Linked DNA regions of Homo sapiens: region 1 is linked to region 2. The links are chromatin loops, found by intact Hi-C in ENCODE. Cell type or tissue: Caco-2. All regions are shown on one strand. Links, peaks and the distances in the headings refer to the core of each region. The heading gives the core; the rest is flanking DNA.

Region 1 (5,378 bases), core at 254-5,253, 280 kb before region 2:
CTCTAAGCATATGAACTGGCTCTGAATTAATTTGCTTGGCAAATGCCATCCCACCATTTTCAGTCCCCATCTTTCTTACTAGTTGACAGGCAACCACCACCCTAGGGCTGTTCCTTGTAACTAAGAGAACACTCTCAGAAAACTCTCAAAGTGAAGACTGATGGTGCTTGGGACGCATGGTTTGTGAAATATCCTTACAACATAGATAAAACAATGGAATTCAATAGAAAAGTTTTTGTTGTTTCCCTGGGAAGATCCAAAATGCCTGATATAACCCCTGGATTAGATAGTTGTAAAATTTGTAATGTAATATTGCCTAATATACTTCTAACGTATTACATCATATAGTAAATAAGCAATCACCCACTCAATTAATTTCTAAATTGCTGTTGGCCAAGAGAGACCACCTTTAGGATATAAAGATAGCTCAAACTCACTGGTCCATTTAATACTTGTCTCTGCGGTTAACAAGAGAAACAGAAAAACCTAGACAAAGTTCATTTATTAATTCAGCCGTTTCACTACCGACTCAGTTTTCCAATCTGTGTAACAGGGACACCCTCCACTCCTTCTATACCTCATGGAGATGCCGTTGGGATGAAGGAGTCAGTAAGTAACTACTCTAACCTCCTCAGACAGTGGATCTATAAAAATGCAAAGCAAGAGTTCCCATCTATTATACTTGCTGATGCTGTGCTTATGAGCATGGTGAAAAGGACAGAGTACCAAATAACTTGGTAGGACTAGTTTGCTGAGGGGCTTTTAATGCTCAAAATGAAAGCACTGTTTCTAGGTTCTTATCATGCAGATCTAAAGCAAATCAAACTGAATTTCAGTTCTTGTGCAATTTGTAGTTAGTTTCTCTTTTCTGAAAAATTCTCATTTTCAAATACCCCAAAGAGCCCCATCCATGTTCCTAAACCTGGCTTTACAGTAACAATGTTAAAAGTGAAACCGTTTGCATTTGTTTACTTTTAAAAATATTTTCAACCTCTTAATACAAATAGGTTGGTATTTTTTGTATTTGTAATCTTTTTCTCCTCCATGAGATATCCAAGGGATATAATTTGAGTAGAGTACCGAAGTTCTGAGTTTTTAAAATTTAAGGTGACTGTCAGAGAAGATGAGAGGAACAGAGGGCAGATACAAAATAAACTGGACAAGTCTATCTGGCAGCTGCTCAAAGCATGTTTTAAGAAATTGTTCTCAAAGCCTGCGGCTGCCAGTCTGAATCCTGAGGGGAGAGAGAGGTCTTTATTAGGAGTATCCTCCACATACTTCCAAAAGGAATGTGAGGTTTATGAAATAGAATCTGCAAAATTCCTTTTGGTTTGGTTTTTAGTGGGATGGGAGTTTTCTTTTAGAATCTGTAAAACTTTAAATTTTCACAGATAAAATAATCTATAATAATTAATATTTGATTCCTGTTTAAAGCTTACAAAGTACTTTTCACATAGAGTATTTTATTGAATCCTCACGATCACTCCAAGAGGCAGAAAGTAGAATTGTTTCCACTTTATAGACATGGAAGGAGAAACTGATTGCCCATGGAGCTTGGAGCGAGAGCTCAAACCAAGACCATTCAACATCAACTTCAATGCTCTGTCCTTGAAATTCATTATTGCACTAATACGTATTGAGCACCTACTTTGTGACAGGCACTGCCCTTAACACTGAGGATTTGCAATGTGCAGCCTTTTCACAGGTAAACACTCTCCCCACAACCCAAATATATGTATGTCAGATCCTCAAACCTCTTTCAATAATAAAATGTCTGTTCTTTCTGCAGAATACATATCCCTGCCACACATTACTAAATTTCTTCACAGCCTTCAAAGTTCTTGTTAAGTACCACCTTCTGGGGCTCCTGTCAGAATGAATTGCTTTTTGGCTGTGCAGGCTGCCTCTGTTTCGTTCTCAGGCCCGTCTGTCTTCCATCAGGTAGCTTGGATATGTCCTGTGTGAGAGCACCTACTGTGTGCCAGGCCTTGAGCGGCACTAAGGAGGCCCAGGTGAGAGAGGCAGCTCCCCGTCAGGTTCCAGGCCCCCGGCTCCTGTCACAAGCCTTCTCACAGTGGGTTCCCCGCACAGACTCGGAACATGGAATCGAGTGCCCAGGCAGGAGGAAGGGCCAGGCTGGAGGCCACGTTTCTGCCCATACTTTCAGTCAGTTCAGATAGCTTTCCTGTTTCCCTCTACCTCCTCTGCCCAGCAGTCAGGCAGTTCTCAAGCAATACTAATACAGTCAATCAAAGAAGGGTCTCCCAACCTGTTCCTGTGGTCTCTCAAGGAGCTGGGTCAAGTTTCATGCCCACTGACCTAGACCCAACCAATGTCACCTAGTCAGTCCTTCTGTCCCTCATCTCCTCAGCCACCACACTGTCAGAATCTACTTCCTAAATTACAGATTTGGTCTCAGTGCTGGAATCTATGCATTTTGGCAACCTAGAATTTATAGATCCTCTGGTCTGCAAATTTAAGTCAAAATGCTTAGCACAGTACTCCAGGATAAGGACCTGCCCTCCACCGACCTTCCAGCTTCATCTCCCTTAAACCATACCCAACTACTTCCCACTCTGTGAACTGCCCATATTTCCATCTCCCCAAGTCATCACCCACGCTCTCCTCTCTGCCTGAAGGGCTTTTCTTCTCCCACCTCCACCCCCTAATCCTACTCAGTCTTCCAGCTCCAGGACAAAGTCCACCTGTTCTTTGGAACTTTCTCTAACTCTGCAGTTCCAATGAATCTTTCTTATCTACATTTTCAAAGCACTTTGTTTATATTACATTCTTGAGTATGTTTACCATATGATAAATTATATGTGGAAAAAGCTTTGCAAACTGTATCCTCTATAAAGGTAAAGTATCATTTCTTCCACTTATTAACCTTTGATCCTTTCCCTTTCTGTATCTCCCTCCAAGAACCCATCAAAGAGTAGGAGCTCAATAAATAATAAATACCAGCCATCAATCAAACGAAATTCCTCCCACCCACAAAAGAGAAGCAGAGTCATCATATGGTACACATATGCACAACACTTTCACCTTCAGAAGTCCTCTGTGAAAGAAAGTTAAACCTTTGTATAGCATAGCTATAGGCTGGTTTTTGTTCAGTTCTAAGGACTGCTGAAAGTCTTCATGGGCTGTTGCATAGTCCTACAAAAAGGAGAGTGGGGGGAAAAATAAAATAGTATTCATTAGATATGTGAACATTTCCTAATTTTTGGCTGGTAGAGAAAAAAAATCTCAATTCATCCTCTGCCCTTTTTGGCTTTAAAGGAAACATTTCATGACACTATATATTGGTTAAGTGCTTATACTACTCATTCAAACAGTTGGGAGTTTTTTAAGAAAAGCGATTGTGAGAAAAACAAAGGTTTAATTTAAGCACTCTGTCTCAACTACAAAAAAATTTATCTCAAATAGTATTATGGTAATAATCTGTTAGAGAAATTTCTGGTACTAGCATTTTATCATACTGGATATTCCCAGAATAATTATGCCACAGATTAACATTAAAATGTGTTATGCTGAGACTCTTTTAATATATTTTCTTTGGCACAGAAAATTGTTATTTAAAGTACTATAAGCCACAGAAATAATTGTGGCAATCATAAATGCCACTCTGATGATAAAAGACAACCTTGTCAGGCTTGGGTCACTTACATAGAGAAGCTACAGTCTGGAAAGCCATGCTAGTTCAGGGTGTGTTTCTTGGGCTGTGAAACCCAAAGAAATTCAAATTGTACCGCTAAGTTTAATAATCACATTGACAACATGCACACCTGCTTCCCTATGAGGACATTTGCGAGAAAGATTGACATACAATCCACAAACTAAATTTATCTTTCTCTCTCTTTTTTTAAATGCCAGTCCAGAATTAGTTATTGCTGACAGCTCAAACAAGAAAATGTTTTTAGTACTTAATGTTCTCCACTGGGTTTAATTTCAGCTACAGAAAATGCTTTTATAACTCTTATGACACAGACATATTACTAAACAGTCAAAGCCCAAATCTATCAAAGAGTCACTTTCTGAGGTCAAGGGAAAAATGAAATCTTCATCATCATAAAAATACTTCAAGACAAAAACCAGTCACCTCTGATATGAAGTACAGGGTTCCCCGATGTCTGTACAGCCGTGCTGAGGGCTGCAGTTGGATAGCTTTAGTGAGGTCATTCACTGCTTCATTAATTCGTCCCAGAGGGGACAGAATCTAGAAATCCCAAACATGTAATCAGGAAGAATACCAATGACCAACCCTAAAATCCCAATGTTTTTGACTCTTCAATTCCACCTCACCATACTCCACTCAAAAATTACTCTCAGCAGGCTGCAATCCTTGACCCCCTATATTATGCGGTGGGGTTCAAAGTCAACCAGCTGAGGTGCCACTAATCTTTGTCCAGTCAAGCAGGAGGCTGATGAACTATGACTGCAGCAACTGCCTTGTCACTATTTCACATTCTGGGTTGTATCAGATGTTGCTTTTCCTGCAATGTGATTTTTTTTCTTGATTTTATCTTTTAAATCAAAATTTGGCATCTATACACAAAGATGTCAAAATTAACCTGAAAGATAACTTTGAACCATTAAAATAGACAAATTATCGGACACAGATTAGAGTCTTCCATGGTCTTTAGCTCTGTCCTCTATGGTAAGAAGAGCTGAATGACAACTTCTAAGATTCCAGATGCTCTTTAAGCCCTTTTGTGTAACAACTTTTAACTCATGAGTCATGATCTGCAGAGTAGGAGGAAAAATATCTGCAAGCCTGTTTGGAAAAGCTCTTTTGAGCCAGCAATCAGTTGTATTCAGGCAACATGAAAATATAGAAGACAGTTCAGAATGCAAAAGTAAACCAAAAAGACATAAGAAAATCCAAAATGGGTATCAGTGTTCATGCAATTAAGCCCAAGCACTTTATCCTGAATGAACGTCCTTAAATTAGGGTTTATTTTGTTGTTGTTTTAGAGACAGGGTCTCACTCTGTCACCCAAGCTGGAATGTAGTGGCACAATCATAGCTCACTGTAACCTCGGACTCCTGGGCTCATGCAATCCTCCTACCTCAGCCTCTTGAGTAGTTTAGGCTACAGGGTTGTGCCATCATGCCCTGCTAATTTATTTTTTAAAATTTTTTGCAGAGGTAGGGGTCTCACTACATTGACCAGGCTGGTCTTGAACTCTTGGCCTTGAGCAATCCTCCTGTGTTGGCCTCCCAAAATTTTGGGATTACAGGCATAAGCCACCATGTCCAGCCTATTCCATCCTTATTAGACAGGTTATTTCTACCGAATTTTATAATTTCCTACTCTACAGAAGTTTAAAACCAGCAAGAAAGAGGATTCAGGCAGGCCTATCACCAGTAGTAAGCAT
Region 2 (5,378 bases), core at 116-5,115:
CTGGGTGTGCCGAGTCTGACCTGCCAGGGCAGGACTCTGGAAACACCAGGCTTCTCCCTTGAGATCCACATTGATTCATCCACACCTCTCAGAGACAGCTCATGGCAGGGGTTTTGAGCCTGCCAGGCTCTTGTTCCCAGGGAACCCTTCCTCTCCTCCCTCCTCTCATCTTCCCAGTCACCTGCCACCTCCAGCTCCACCTGGTAGTAACATTTCTCTCTCCTTTTAAAAAGAATATATTTTGTCAAGCATTTTATTTCTGAGGCTGAGAAGTGACTTGTCAATTTGCTGGACTGGATTTTTATAAAATTCGCCCATTCACCAGCACCAACTGTGCGTCCTTGGTTCTGCCTTCCTGTTCAGACACCGCGCCTGCTTTCTGAGTAACTGCCTGCCGGAGCCATGCAGGTACCCCCCCTCCACTCAGCAGGCCCGACAATCCTACCTCAAAGCTCATGCTCTTGGTCTGCAAGGCTGCTTGGTCCGCTGTCTCTGCAGATGTGGCCGGCAAGGCCAGCTGCCCCGTCTCCAGGAGCTGCTCGGTGCTGTGTTGCAGTCTCTGCTGCGGAGCCTGGGAGCTATCTGCTTCATGGAAGTCTAGGTCTTGCCTCTTCCTTGTCATCTCACCAAGCGGTTTCTGGGTCTCCTCCTCCCATCCCAGAGCCCTGTCCAGAGCTCTTGGTGGTGACACACAAGACCTGGGACCCTGTGTCCTTGCCCGCACCTCTGCCTCTGTCTCCCATATCCCTGCAGCTTCATCCTTAGCCATAGCTCTGGGTGGCCTTTGCTTGGAGCATGGAGACGATCCCTAAAGATTGAGGATGAAGAGGAGCCACCACTTTCCTGGGGCCAAGGAAGCCATCAGCTTTGGGAAGTGTCTAGCTCTCTTCTGAAAAAAAAACAGGCCTACACCCTGCCCCCAGAATGAGAGTGGGCTAGGCAGGGCTGCCTGGTGACAGCAGCTTCTCACAGGGGAGCCCTGGGGAAGGCTGTGGAGCCTCCACCATCACCACAGCCCAGGTCACCAGGTGGCCCCAGCTCTGCAGAAGAATCGCCCATCATTGGAGCACAAGTTGCCTGGGGCTACCCTGAACCTAACCCCTTTGAGGGAGCAGCATCCAGGTCAGGAGAGAAGTGGAAAGTGCAGGAGGGTAATGCCCTCAAATCCGGTGGCCTCTTTCAGAAAAAAGTTCCCTGAAGTCCAGAGAGGTGCAGCCAGGACTCCCTCCTCCCCACTGCCACCCTGAGCTTGGGGGCTGGGATTCTCCCTTTTCTGACTCCTCCAGGAGCCCAGAAGCAATACGGCCGATGCCAGGGACAGCATCCAGCTCTCCTTCACAGACACCTCTCCTGTCTTCAGCACAAAACACCTTCAATGTTCTGACTTCAAAGAGAACGACAGGTCCGTGCCACACACTTGTGTTTTTGAGGGATCAGAAAAGTGAAGAAGGAACTTATCAATTCCTCATGGCCAGGAAGGTCCCGGGTTTCAGAGTAGAAATGACAGACAGGTCATGGAATTCTCATCCACCATCGAATTCCATAACACGTTACATCATGGTGGCACATTTGTACATACATATAAATGATATCAAGATGAGGCTTTTGTTGGGCTGGCTGAGGAGTAACTTGGTGTAAATCTATCAAGCAGTTTCAGTGAAAAAGGAATTCAAAGTAGTTTAAAAATGTCGAGTTCCATTGCATTGTAAATAGTGCCTCTGTAATGTGGTTCTGCAGTTGTTCTTTGCTAGTGAGCAAGCTTGGTCAAAGTGTATGCCTTTTCCTTTTAAAATTAATCTCTTCCGAAAATATCCACTAGCACCTCACTGCATACATAGCATCCCAGCTCCTAATTCAAAGCAGGGGAAGGTATTTCCCCAAAGCCTGCTTTTCCTCTCTCTGTTCTCCTTGGGAAAATAATGATTCCAATTAAAGAGGACACCAGTAATACTGACCCACAAGGTAACTGACCTAAACACTATAAAACTGTATATATTTCCAGGCTGCATCTTCAGCCTGATATGTACTTTGTAGTTGCAACAGCGCCCTAGGTGCCCTATGGCCCACCAAGTTTGAGGAGGGTGGTGCTTTCCGGATTGAGCCTGGGCAGGCTCTGTGGAGCTCACCAAGAGAGCTGGGGGCAGGCCCACCCTCCTCTTTGCGCCCTTTCTCTCCCTCTTGGTGCCCCTGCCCTCCGCCCCACCACAGCACTCTCAGGAAAGGATCAGAATGCAGGATCTTTGTGTATTTCTTCCAGGGATATTTGCATTTAAGCCTTAATTCTCATTGCAAGCGAAAGGCTTGGTCCCCCTGGGAAGGCGGGTTTCGGCACCGGTGGGCAGGTGGTTCAGTGTCAAGGAGGCTGCTGCTGGTCCCATGGCCACCTGCTGGCTTTGAGGTAGTGAGGGAGGGTCAATCCTTAGGGGGAGTCAACATGTGAATGCTAAAGAACACTGCTGCACAGCCCGTGGGGTGGCGCCAGGGTTTCTCAACCTCTACTGACATTTTGCGATAGGTTCTGTATGCCGTAGGATGTTTAGCAACATCCCTGGTCTCTACCCATCATCTGCCAGTAGCAACCCCCAAGTTAGGTGTGACAACCAAAAGTATCTGTCGACATTGCTAGGTATCTCCTGGGGGCCTCCACAAGTTGAGAACCACCAGGTTATGCCAGTGGTTTGTCATGCATGGATCTGTAGAGGGACTGTGGCGCTCCGGCTGCTTTGTTCCATAGAAAGCCTGTATGTGACAAAGCTGCCAGCCTTTATCTTGATACCCAAGCCCAGGATTTTCCATGTGTCTTCAGGGGGCAGGTAGGGGAAAATGGGGTGAGCCACCTCCAACAGATGCCAACCTGTTGGGTCTTGAATTTTCACTCACTGAAGATGCCCCCTGCCCGCTCCCCACTTCCTAGAAAGCAAAACTCGTTACCTTTGTTTTCCTTGGCCACATTTTACTGGAAGCAACAGGAACTTCTTAATGGGTTTGTGGCCCTCAATTGGTTTTTAAAAAAATCTAACAGATCTTATTGGCAAATATTCAAGATGGTGATGCTGGAAAATTTCAGGACTTTTCTTTTGCAAGTGAGCCGGTAGCTGTGTTTGTTGACCACATTCTTTGGCAGTTCCTCCCAGAAGATCAAAGGATCCTGCAGCTTTAACCTAATATCTAGGCTGTAAAAATATGAGGGCAGGTTTCGGGCAGGATGTATTGATCAGACACCAAGTTCAGCCCTCGGTTACTTCCCTCTTTTAACCTGGCTTTAATAGTGATTCATGGTATGAGTGGGGGCCAATCTCTTATCCTTTCTGTGCCTCAGTATCCCCACCTGAAATGAGACTAGTCATACTAACCTACCTCCTCTGATGTATTGTGAGGATTATACAATAACATTTTTAAAGAAAAAAAGTGCAGTCTTTCATCTCTGGCATCTAAGCTAATGATTCCCATTCAGTGACTCAAACCTGTGGGGGGCGTTCCAGTGTTCTCTGACCAGTGTCTTCCATCCAAGCCTCCTTGTGACCAGGGCAAGGAGCTGCCTGGCCTCCAGTGGGTAAAATAGACCTTTAAGACAGGTTTCCTATGACCATAGAAAGTAACACCCCATATGTTTCCATTCCCGGCGAGGCCTGTTTGAATGGCGCTCTGTGTGAGTGCTATGAACAGGCTACCTGTCAGCAGTCTCACTGCGAGGCCTCAAGGCCTCTGTGAGCAGAAGCCCCTTTAAACCAAGGAAGGACACTAACCCAGGCCTCTGCCTTCTTTGTTACCTAAGTTCTGGTATCTAAGGGGTCTCTCATCTCACAGCTTGCCTCCTTTGTTTCGAGGGGTCTCTGCAGTGTGAATGGGTTTGAAATCCAGTGTGGATAGCACGAAGAGATGCAACTGAGCCGAAGTTTTGAAGGCTGGTTGGGCTAGTGGGTCATCATGTCACTTTCAGATGACTGATAACCGCTGGGACTGCTGGGGCTTCACCAGCACGAGCTATGCAGGTTGGGGGAGGCCCTGGCTTTTTCAATGATTGACGTTGACATCAGTCAGGAGCTGGGAGTTGAGACCTCCAGGGAAGTCTCGTCCGGATCCATCGCTCTTCTCTCAAGGAGCACAGTCCTGGGAAAGGCCTAGGGACCTGTGGGCCGGTGATGCGGGCACTGCAGACCAGGCCAGGCCCTCGGGTAAAGCTCTGAGGAGAGGCCAAAACCAGGCTTCAGGTTCGGGAAGGTGACTGCTTGCAACTGCAGTAGCAGGAACATGTCAGGTGCTTACTGGGTGAGACCCAGCCGGGGAAGCCTCTCCAACTCCTCCTAGCCCTGGAAACCAGACACCCAGAGCCCCAGGCTTTCTCGGCACCCAGAAGAAGTGGGGAGCGGGCAAAGCAGAAAACATTCAATGCATGATGTAGGATTGCTGCGTTGGCACTAAGCTGTTGTATTAAGCATGAGAGGTGTTTGTTTAACGTTGGCAAAGGGATTTAACAAGAAACAAAAAGCTTCGCGTCCTTGTTTTGACCGTCGACAGAAGTCCAATTTTCTTGCCTTTCTTTATCCCCATTTCTCCTCCCTCCCCTTCCCCCATCACATCCACTTTCGGTCACTCGTTGTTGGTATTTGGTGGCAGCTCTTGGTCCTATTGCTGTGGATGTTCCACTGAAAACACGGGGGGTAGCGGGGAGTGGTAAGGAAAGCAACTTTTTTCTAATTTTTGTATTGGTATCCACAAGCGTTTGTATTTTTTGAATTGCAAACACTGTGTTTTCTGGTCTTTGGGGGTTAGTTGAACTTTCTGTATTACCTTTTGGAAAACCTGAGTTTTACCACAGTCTTAAGCAGATTTGAAATAAATTCTTTTGACACTGCCAACAACAGAAAGACAAGATGTGGTCTGTAATTCCTGCTCCGTGGTCAGGTCTGCCTTTTTCCCAACTGGCCCTGACTGCCCAGCAGACAGGGCAGAGGCTACAGGAGGGGAGGCCACACGGTCTCTTCCCCCAGTGGGGCTGGGCGTTACTAAGTAGCAGGGTCAATGTGGTTCTGCTTCGCGTGCCCAGGAAATCTCAGGGTGATTACATATGACTCTAAACTAGGCTGGGTGCTGTGGCTCACACCTGTAATCCCAGAACTTTGGGAGGCCAAGGCAGGCAGATCACTTGAGGCCAGGAGTTTGAGACCAGCCTGGGCAACATGGTGAAACTCCGTCTCTACCAAAAATACAAAAATTAGCCAGCCGTGGTGGTGCACCTGTAGTCCCAGCTACTCAGGAGGCTGAGGAGGGAGGATCGCTGGCGCCCTGGAGGTCAAGGCTGCAGTGAGCCATGATTGTGCCACTGCATTCCAGCCTGCGTGACAGAGCAAGACCCTGTGTTAAAAATTAAAAAAATA

The links. Hi-C counts contacts between places; a loop is a spot of excess contacts. Peaks named below come from ENCODE experiments on the same cell type or tissue, not always from the same donor. Only the 100,000 strongest peaks of a DNase experiment are listed, where the experiment ranks them.
Region 1: it touches region 2 in a loop (5-fold over the local background); 16 of 110 quality-filtered maps call a loop at or near these places.

Annotation. Positions count from the first base shown.
Region 1 is chr1:230,936,341-230,941,718 of GRCh38, forward strand. TTC13 (tetratricopeptide repeat domain 13) reads right to left here. Exons shown (of 23, transcript NM_024525.5): 7 at 4,100-4,216; 8 at 3,046-3,156. Among named protein-coding and RNA genes, the nearest start is that of TTC13, 40 kb to the right of the region's middle. RefSeq lists a silencer at 669-869. In Caco-2, for the core only: no CTCF peak of the experiment used is centred there; a DNase peak (open chromatin) is centred at 2,651.
Region 2 is chr1:231,216,698-231,222,075 of GRCh38, forward strand. It overlaps TRIM67 (tripartite motif containing 67), which reads left to right. Exons shown (of 10, transcript NM_001004342.5): 10 at 1-4,868. Among named protein-coding and RNA genes, the nearest start is that of FSAF1, 22 kb to the right of the region's middle. RefSeq lists enhancers at 480-979, 4,130-4,630. In Caco-2, for the core only: no CTCF peak of the experiment used is centred there; DNase peaks (open chromatin) are centred at 3,114 and 3,494.